Linked DNA regions of Homo sapiens: all the other regions are linked to region 3. Evidence: chromatin contacts called from ENCODE Hi-C or POLR2A ChIA-PET data. All regions are on one chromosome and are shown on one strand. Each heading gives the region's core, a stretch centred on a gene start or an enhancer-like site at or near the end of the contact. The rest is flanking DNA. Distances are from core to core; before and after follow the strand shown. Region 1 holds the start of FAAP100 (FA core complex associated protein 100). Region 2 overlaps NPLOC4 (NPL4 homolog, ubiquitin recognition factor). Region 3 holds the start of LINC01971 (long intergenic non-protein coding RNA 1971).

Region 1 (2,700 bases), core at 73-2,572, 71 kb before region 3:
GCAGTCAGAAGACCTGCGGATTCCTGTGGGGAAATTCGGTCAGAAGACCAGCGGAGGATCCCTGTGGGGAAATTCACAACGATGCGGCATCTGACTTCCTGACTCTGAAGGCCAAATGAGATGCACCTGGCCCTCCTCTCCCCACTCCCCAGCATCAAAGACAGCATTTCCAGCCCAAACACCTTCAGAGCAGCCCTGGCGAGAAGAGAGGAGCAAGGAACTGACTCCAGGTGCCGCACTTGAGTCTGTCTAACCCAACATTCAGAATCAGACATCCCCGTTGCCTTGGGGTCAGTCCCCACCCCAACCTCAAAGGGGGGCGGTCAGGATGTCTGCAAGTGGTGCTTTGTGCTCCAGCAGGTGCACCCGGACTCCACGATGTCTGCCTAACTTCCAAGCCCAGTTTTGCAGCCCTGCCCCTAGATTCTCCCTCGAGGGTGTCTGGCCTTAGCGCTCTTCAGATTGGCTTCTTAAACGGAGGGAGGCGGGCCGGGGGCGGGGTTCCTTGGTCATTTACTTGTGAATGGTGTGCCTGGTTTCCGCTCTCTTCCGGGCATGGAGCAGGTGTCCGTACTGCAGGCCCCTCCACGGGCGTTCTCTGGTCAGTACTTCTCTCCTGGAGGAAGTGGAGAGCTGCCAGGAGGGAGAGGGTGGAGGTATCTTGCCCTGGCTCACAGTCATTTTCTTGTCCTCTGCCCCCAACCCAGAAACCCCATTGGTGTACTCCCTGTCCCCACGTGTTCAGCCACGGAGGGAGGGACGCACTTCCACCTAAGCTGGCTCACTCCGCTGGGCCCTGAACGCGGGGGCGGCCGGGGCGGCTCGCAGAGCACAGGGCAGAGACCCATCCCTAGGACGACAAGAGCCGGCGCTGCCCCACCCCGACCCCGGCTGGAGTGCGCTCCGGCAGGACCCAGCTGCTCTCCGAGAGCCCAGAGAATCGAGGCGTTTACGCAAAAGCCCGAGTAGCTGAGCGCTTGCTCCGGGGAGACGCCCCGCCCAAGAGCAACCTCTGCTCGGCCAGGACCCGCTTCCCCACCCTGGGGAACCCGTGCAGCAGCCGGGGCCATGAAGCCGCCGAGGGCTCCCACCAGCCCGGCCGGGTCAACCTCGACCTGCGGCACGGTGCCGCGGCCCCTAGGAAGGCTCCCCTGCTCCCCGTGGGTACCAGCGACCGCCCCAGCTCCCGGAGTCCCTGCAGCGCGTCCTTTCCGGCCCGCCCCCGGCACCGCCGACCGCTTTACGGCGGAGGTCGCGCCGCACAGCGGGCTGCCGTAAAGCGCTCCGAGGCGGAGCCGCCGCCGCGCGGCCGGGGCTTCTCACTCTGACGGGCCCGCGCGCACGATGGCCGGCGCCGCGCCGCGGGTCCGCTACCTGGCGGGCTTCTGCTGCCCTCTCGGGGGCCTGGCGGCGGGCAAGCCCCGCGTGCTGTGCCATGAGGCAGAGGTCTTCCTGTCCACCGGGAGCGAGCTCGTCTACGTGTACGACCAGGAGGGCGGGCTGCTGACCGTGAGCGCCGGCCCGCGGGGGCGGGAGGGACCGGGCGGGGGCGGCGGTTCGCGTGAAAATGAAGACCGCGGGCCCGCGCGTCGCGTCGGCCTGACCCGCGCCCCGGTCCGCAGGCGGCGTTCCGGTTCCCCGACCAGGTGTGGCACCTGGAGCTGCTGGCGCCGCGCAGGTTGCTGTACGCGCTGTGCGCCCGGAGGGGCCTCTACTGCCTGTCGCTGGACCACCCGGGCAGGAGCAGGTGAGGGCGGGCCCGCGGCCTCCCTCCCGCACACTCCTGCTGCCCCCGGACTGCTTCAGAGCGAGCAGCCCCACCTCATCGCGCTTGGGGACCCGGGCTGCCGCCAGCTCTGAAGCCTCGGCCGCCATCCCTGCCCGATTATCTGGAGCCCCTGCCCCCAGCACTCTTTCTGCAAGTGTCTTGCTCACAGTCCTTAGTAAGTGGGGTTCACATGGTTAAGCCCACGGCGGGGCGCGGGATCCTGTCCTTTGGGCCCTGGTGGCCCGGTGCTGTCTGGTGAGACACGCCCCCGAGGTTGGGTCTTTATTGGAGGGAGGAGACAGCAAAGGCACCGTGACCCCGAGTCAGTGATCAGTGGACACCATCTGGGTTGGAAGGAAGCGAGCTCCGGGCAGCCAGGCCTGTCTTCAGTGCAGAGCCAGCAGCTGCTGACCGCGGCCCAGGCTGTAGAGGGGGCAGCCTGTGCACTTTGCAGCCTGGGCCTCAGCCTGACGGTTCTATGCTGACAGGTGTCGGTTCACGCTGGTTTTGGATGCCTGGTACTTCTTGTCAAGAGTATCCTTCGTGGGGAAGGTGGGAGGCCATGTGGCAGATGGACTGCTGAGCGGCCTTGGGGGTCACTGCGGGAACCCCTGAGCCAGACTACTCCATGCCAGGTTATTGTGAAGAGAACGTGGGAATCCCACCCTGCCCAGGCCTGACCAGTGCGTCCCTGTTCTCAAAGGTCTACGAGCCAGGATGACAGGGACAGCGAGGACGGTGACCAGCCTTCCCCCGTGATCCCTGTGGACCCCGATGCCTGCATCCTTCCCGATGCTGCGCTGTGCGCGTTCACCTTGCTGGACAGTGTGCTGGTCACCCTGGTGCAGGGCCCTGCCCGATGGAAGATGCAGCTGTTTGAGCAGCCCTGTCCTGGGGAGGACCCCCGGCCAGGAGGCCAGATCGGTGAGGTG
Region 2 (2,700 bases), core at 199-2,698, 120 kb before region 3:
TTGTATAGCAATAGATGTAGTGTTTCATGAGGCCTTTGCCATGGTTCTTTTAAAAAGAGACACTAGATGGCAGTAGAGACCCCGCCAGTGAAGTCTCAACCCTTAGGTCACTGTGCTGTACTCAGGATGCTGCTTTTCGAAGCACACAGTATTCAGATTCAGTTTTTTTAAAGGGTCTCTTTCATGGAGAGCTCAACGGTTCTATTAAAAGTATAATTGAGGCCAGCCGTGGTGGCTCACATCTATAATCCCAGCACTTTGTAGGGGCAAGGCAGATCACTTGAGGCCAGGAGTTCAAGACTAGCCTGGCTGACATGGCAAAACCCCGTTTCTACTAAAAATACACACACAAAAATTTGCTTATGCAGCTTATGCTGCCACATGTCATTAAACAACTCCTTTTCCTTAGCTTTTTCTCTGAGTTTGTGATTTAACCTACGTTCTGGAGGTATTAATGACCTCCATATGGGTAATACCCAGCAAACGTAAACTTCTTTGTGGTTTGCCAGATTTTCACTAATTTACAAGGATATGCCCAGTTACTGTAACTCAATTTGAGATTACCTTTACCTTTCCTATTCTTATGGCTGGGGTTTCTGCATAGAATGATACCTTTGAATGACCCGCAAGCTACATTTAAGTGAACATTAATGATTTCGGTAAGCTTGGTCCACTCTGGGAAGTGATGTGCTGTGGTTGGTTTCAGTTGCATGGGAGCCAGTCGAAGCTACAACTCATCGACTGCCCTGTGCCAGATGAAAGGAGGTGGTTGATTTTTGAACACCTTTTCCCTTCCTTAGGGTTGGTGAGCTCATCGCTCTCTGTGGAGTTCATAGTGTCCCTGTAACTGAGTATCTTAGCTGTGAAGCCAAGCATTGTCTCTGCAGGAGTGGCACACAGATTTTCCAAGGCTGTTTTGTGGGAATGGATGTTACCTTACAGTTTGAGTCTTGCCTAATTTAGCCAAACCTGTTTGGAGTGAAGCTACTTATCCAAGGAAGTTTGAAAGTAACTTAATTCCCTGATGAAGGAACTTTTAAAACAGGCAGAGTGTGTAGACCTTGCCTTGCCTTAGTCCTGAGTGCTCCTGATGCAGAGCTGTGCAGCACACATCAGCTGGGCCCTGCATGCCACATGTTTTGCAGCCCTGGTAAAAGGTGCAGCACAACCCGAGAAGGAGAGAAGCCGGGAGGCGTGTCGCATGTGTTTTATCTGTGGCTATAGTTCTCCTTTCTGACAAGGAGGCCCCCAGCACTCCTTGTGACCTAGAGCTGGAAGTGGAAGGGCTTGGGGTGCTGCTTCCTGAGCCCTCTGCTCTAAGTCCATCTTCTCCCTTTGATTCCCTGCAGATTGGTACACAGAACAGCTTGGAGCTTCTTGAGGATCCAAAAGCTGAAGTGGTCGATGAAATTGCTGCCAAACTTGGCCTGCGGAAGGTACTGAGGCATCCGGCAGCCAAGCAGGGGGCGTGGCCAGGCTCTGTTGGGCATCCAGGCCAGGGGGAGTTGGGAGAGTGGCCGGGCTGTGTCGGGTACTGGCTCTCTCCGGCTGCACAAGGTCAGGTGCAGGCACTATATGTTTTGAAACTTCACATATGTTTGTTGGGCACCAATAACCTTTATGTTCCTCTGACTTAAACTAAAATGAGAACATTTTCTTGAGCATAAAAAAAAAAAAATCCCAGTGCAGATCTGGCTGTTATATTTCAGCCTTCCAGCCACACTTCATGAGGACTGCTTCAAGTGGGAAACAGACCCCAGCCGCACCCCTGCTGGCTCCTCTGTGCATGTGTGTCCCTTCTGCCTGAGCTCTCCCTTCATGTAGCTTGGAAGCCGAGGACAGTCAAGGCTGACATTCCATTGACAGTGTTCATGTTCTGTGCCATGCACTTGGAGCTTCTGCTGCTCCGTCATCAATCATCATTTAATTTCCTGTTTATAATTTAGCTCTCTGAGCCTACAATTCTTCCTAGTTTCATGGAACAGTTAGAAGATGAGAAAAGGATTTCCTTTTTTATTCTATTGATCTGGTTTATCTGACATTGATACAGTTCCCAGGAACAATTTTAATAAATTAATGTAGAGCCATGAATTTGAACATATCTTACGAGTTTAATGTTAATAAGTATGTTTTATCCTTTATTTCCTAATCAACTCAGACCATGAAAAATAATCTCTAGATTATTTAATCTTCTCTACAGATGAAGCGGGTGAGACTGCAAATGTGACTTAAAACCTAGTAGTGTCAGTGAGCAGTCCACACAGTTTTACTGTCTTTAGGAAAGAAACATCCTGTTTCTAACAAGGAGTCAGCATCTTGATTTAGGGGCATATTTGGGTTCAAATTCTGGAAGTTCTCTTGTTTAAAAGAGATTGGTCCAATTTTTTGACCTAATTTGTTATAATCTTACAGTTCATAATCTTGAAATTACTTAAATAATTTTCTGCAAGACACAAGTTTCTCTTTTTATTTTATTTTATTTTTTTTTTTTGAGGAGTCTTGCTCTTTCACCCAGGCTGGAGTGCAGTGGCACGATCTTGGCTCACTGCAACCTCTGCCTCCCGGGTTCAAGTGATTCTCCTGCCTCAGCCTCCCAAGTAGCTGGGATTACAGGCACCCGCCACAACGCCCAGTTAATTTTTGTATTTTTAATAGAGACGATGTTTCACCATGTTGGCCAGGCTGGTCTTGAACTCTCGA
Region 3 (2,700 bases), core at 125-2,624:
TCAGCCTCCCAGCACCCCACCCCTGGGGAGCCGCAGACACCTGCCAAGCCTCTGGGGCTGGGAGTCCTTCCATGGGCCACTAACACCAGGATCTGGGGGAGGCCTCTGGGCCTGGGAGCTCGCGTGGGTGCCCCCGCTCACCAGACCAGAGCAGCCACTTCAGCCCAGGGACTGCTCCGTGAATGGCACCAGTGGCGTTCTGAACAGTGATCTGATGCAAATATGTCCTTCTGAAGGATTTAATGTTTTTAGACTCCCAGGTCTGGGAGGATGACCTTGGAGATGAGGTCAAGCTACCATCCCAGGCTCAGGCCACTCACTGTCAGGGTCCCACCTTCTTCATCAACCTGGGCTCGGGGGGTTTTCCAGGTAATCAGTGCTGGGAGGGGGACTGAGGGCTCCCAGGGTCCTGATCCTGTCCCCTGCAGGGGAGAGGCCCCTCGCCTACAGATTGGGAGCCCTGCATCCACAGCTTCAGCGCGGTGGCCCGTCCTACTCCCAGGGATGTGTGTGGCCACAGCCACGCTGGGAGATGCTCTCAGGTGTTGTCTAAGGGAAGACGTGGGCCTGGAGGTCAGGAGACCCAGGCTGAACCCCTGACGCCCCTGCCCGGACCACAGCCCTCTCTCCCTGTGAAGGTCCCTGGTCCCTGGGGCCACCACTTTCCACCCCAGAGGGAGGCCCCTGCGATTGATTGGTTGGCTGAGTGACTGAAGCGGGGGACGGTTTAGGGGAGCATTTGCACAGCTGGCCAGGCTGTGACTGTGGGGGCCTCTGCCCACCCCCATCCAGCCCCACCTTGGACGAAGACGCCCCAGCCGTGATTAGGAGAAGGCTCACCCTGAAAACGGTCTCAGGTTAGAGTTACCAGGACATCTGCCTCTCCAGCTTGGGGGTCTCTCACGTGCCCCTCTCAGGCAAGATCGGGCCTATCATTGGCTTAGGTTTTAGGAAGGTCCCAAGCTCATTTGCCAAGGGCTGAGCTTCCCCATAACTCCCAGGACACAGGGAGAAGACAAGGGGAGGGAAACTGAGGGACGGAGATGAAAGCGCTCGTCCCAGCGAAGGACCCGCGCTTCAGGCGCTGGGCCCTGGCGGCAGTGAACAAGCTGGGGGTGGGGCGTCGGGCCGCGCCCCCGCCCTCCGGACCCCCAGCGCGGACCCCTGCTCCGGGGCGGGGGCGCTCACAGTCGCGCGAACCCGGAGGTGCGGAGAGAACAAAAGGGGTCCCGCCCCCTCCCCCGGGCCGGCCCGCCGCAGCCAATCGGCGCGGCCGCTATCGCCTCCGCTCTCTGATTGGCTGTGCGGCGGCCAATCGGGTGAGGGGGCCGCCAGCCCGTGCGGCCCCACGTGGGGCGGCGCGAGGGGCTGTTAGAGGACCGCAGCGGGCGGGGCGCGTGGTTCGATCGCGCGCTACGCGCCTCGGGGACGCGGTCCGCGCCACCCCCAGCCGTCCCTGCCGTCCCGAGGCCCCCAGCGAGCGGCGCCGTGGCTTCGGGCGCGCGGGGCTCGGGGCCATCGCCGGGTGCTGTGCGGTTCCCGGCTCGGAGGCGCTGGGCCGGCGTCGCGGCTGCCCCCTGCCCACGCGGGAGGGAAGCGAGCGGCGCTCAGGGACCAGGAGCGAAGGCCTTGCCACCTGGCGAGGCGGGGAGGCCAAGGTGGGCTGTGGAAGGAAGAGGCGGGCCTGCCGCTGGTGGTGGTGGGATCAATTCATTCATTCATTGAGTCCGTCATTGACACCTCCTACTCCAGGGCCCTCGGGACACAGACAGCGGTGGCCTCAGCGGAGGCTTGGGGGCTAGCCTCCCCCTAGTTTCCATTAGTCTCCCCTCCAAACTACTTCAAGTGGAACGTACAAGCATGTTTTTTGATATGGGCAATTGACACAGTCTTACATTTTTATGGCACCCTCAGACAGGGTATTTGAGGAGAATTGAATAAATGGAAAATACGTGAATTAAAGGAGAGCTGTGCAGTACCCAGGGCCAGCAACAAAGGGGAGCTGTTACCCCCTGAGACCTGGAGGGCAGCTGGAGCCACAGGAGAGGCCGTCTCCAGGAGCCCTGACCTTGGAGAGGGACACAGCGACCCGGCAGGGAGGAGCTGCTGCTGTACACTGACCTCACCCCTCCTGACCGCTTGGCTTGTCTACCGGCTACGCATTGGCTGAACTAGGTGGAGGCCAGGGAGCAACGAGGCCCCATGGATCCTGTACCTACAGTCAGCTTCCCGGGGCACAGAGCAGGGGCTGGCATGGGGCAATGGGAAGATGTCCAGCACCTGTTTTGAAGTGTGAATAAAAGCATCGTAGAAAATGTTGCTGTTTTGCTTTGTTTTGTGGATGTGTAGCCCATGCAGAGGCAGCCTAAGATGGGGCACGACCAGGCTGGGCCCCGCCTCTTGCAGATCCACTAGGAGCCACCCCAGAGCCAAGGGGACCTTCCTTGGAGGGTTTCCCATCCTGAAAGTGATGAGTCACAAAACGAGGCAGGACTGAGGACGAGGAATGCCCCGTGTCAGCGCACGTGCACGGTGTTGTTCAGGCCCTCTTCCTGGGGGTCCTCCTGGATGCTCCAATGCTTGCCCATCTTGGCAGCTGTCACAAGCCACTGCTGGGACTGTAATTCCCCAGGGCAGGGACTGATCCTGTTTGCTGTTGCCCCTTCATGGGGCCTGTATCTGGAAGGAGGATGAATCTGC

What was found. A loop is a pair of places that touch in the nucleus more often than their neighbours do. ChIA-PET counts read pairs that join two places held with the same protein, here RNA polymerase II (POLR2A). Pooled maps may share reads with other maps.
Region 1: a map of ascending aorta shows a loop between it and region 3 (3-fold over the local background). The contact joins the promoter of FAAP100 here to the promoter of LINC01971 in region 3. A Hi-C loop is called at or near these places in 11 of 168 maps with a recorded cell type or tissue (B cell, CD4-positive, alpha-beta T cell, CD4-positive, alpha-beta memory T cell and 5 more), 15 of 37 single-sample maps with no recorded cell type and 21 of 50 pooled maps. POLR2A ChIA-PET finds 5 or more read pairs at or near these places in 11 of 52 experiments (AG04450, CD8-positive, alpha-beta memory T cell, Caco-2 and 8 more).
Region 2: a loop to region 3 is called in a map of B cell, with 2.8 times the contacts of the local background. The contact joins the enhancer-like site here to the promoter of LINC01971 in region 3. A Hi-C loop is called at or near these places in 4 of 168 maps with a recorded cell type or tissue (B cell, PC-9, dorsolateral prefrontal cortex and 1 more), 4 of 37 single-sample maps with no recorded cell type and 18 of 50 pooled maps. POLR2A ChIA-PET finds 5 or more read pairs at or near these places in 4 of 52 experiments (activated B cell, activated T-cell, activated naive CD8-positive, alpha-beta T cell and 1 more).

Annotation. Positions count from the first base shown.
Region 1 is chr17:81,550,975-81,553,674 of GRCh38, reverse strand. FAAP100 (FA core complex associated protein 100) reads left to right here and starts at 1,322. Exons shown (of 9, transcript NM_025161.6): 1 at 1,322-1,509; 2 at 1,623-1,747; 3 at 2,472-2,700. The coding sequence starts at 1,345. LOC124904085 (a long non-coding RNA gene) reads right to left here and starts at 1,316. Exons shown (of 2, transcript XR_007065947.1): 1 at 1,169-1,316; 2 at 1-633. RefSeq lists enhancers at 1-266, 796-915 and silencers at 316-385, 396-475, 1,056-1,215, 1,356-1,595, 1,656-1,755.
Region 2 is chr17:81,599,077-81,601,776 of GRCh38, reverse strand. NPLOC4 (NPL4 homolog, ubiquitin recognition factor) reads left to right here. Exons shown (of 17, transcript NM_017921.4): 9 at 1,350-1,436. Among named protein-coding and RNA genes, the nearest start is that of NPLOC4, 37 kb to the left of the region's middle. RefSeq lists an enhancer at 192-351. Within about 2 kb of position 1,448, at least 4 of the 41 ENCODE cell types and tissues checked have a DNase peak (open chromatin) inside an H3K27ac peak, as active enhancers do; they include dorsolateral prefrontal cortex, where a contact is called at or near this core.
Region 3 is chr17:81,480,140-81,482,839 of GRCh38, reverse strand. It overlaps LINC01971 (long intergenic non-protein coding RNA 1971), which reads left to right and starts at 1,374. Exons shown (of 2, transcript NR_184097.1): 1 at 1,374-1,658; 2 at 1,915-2,315.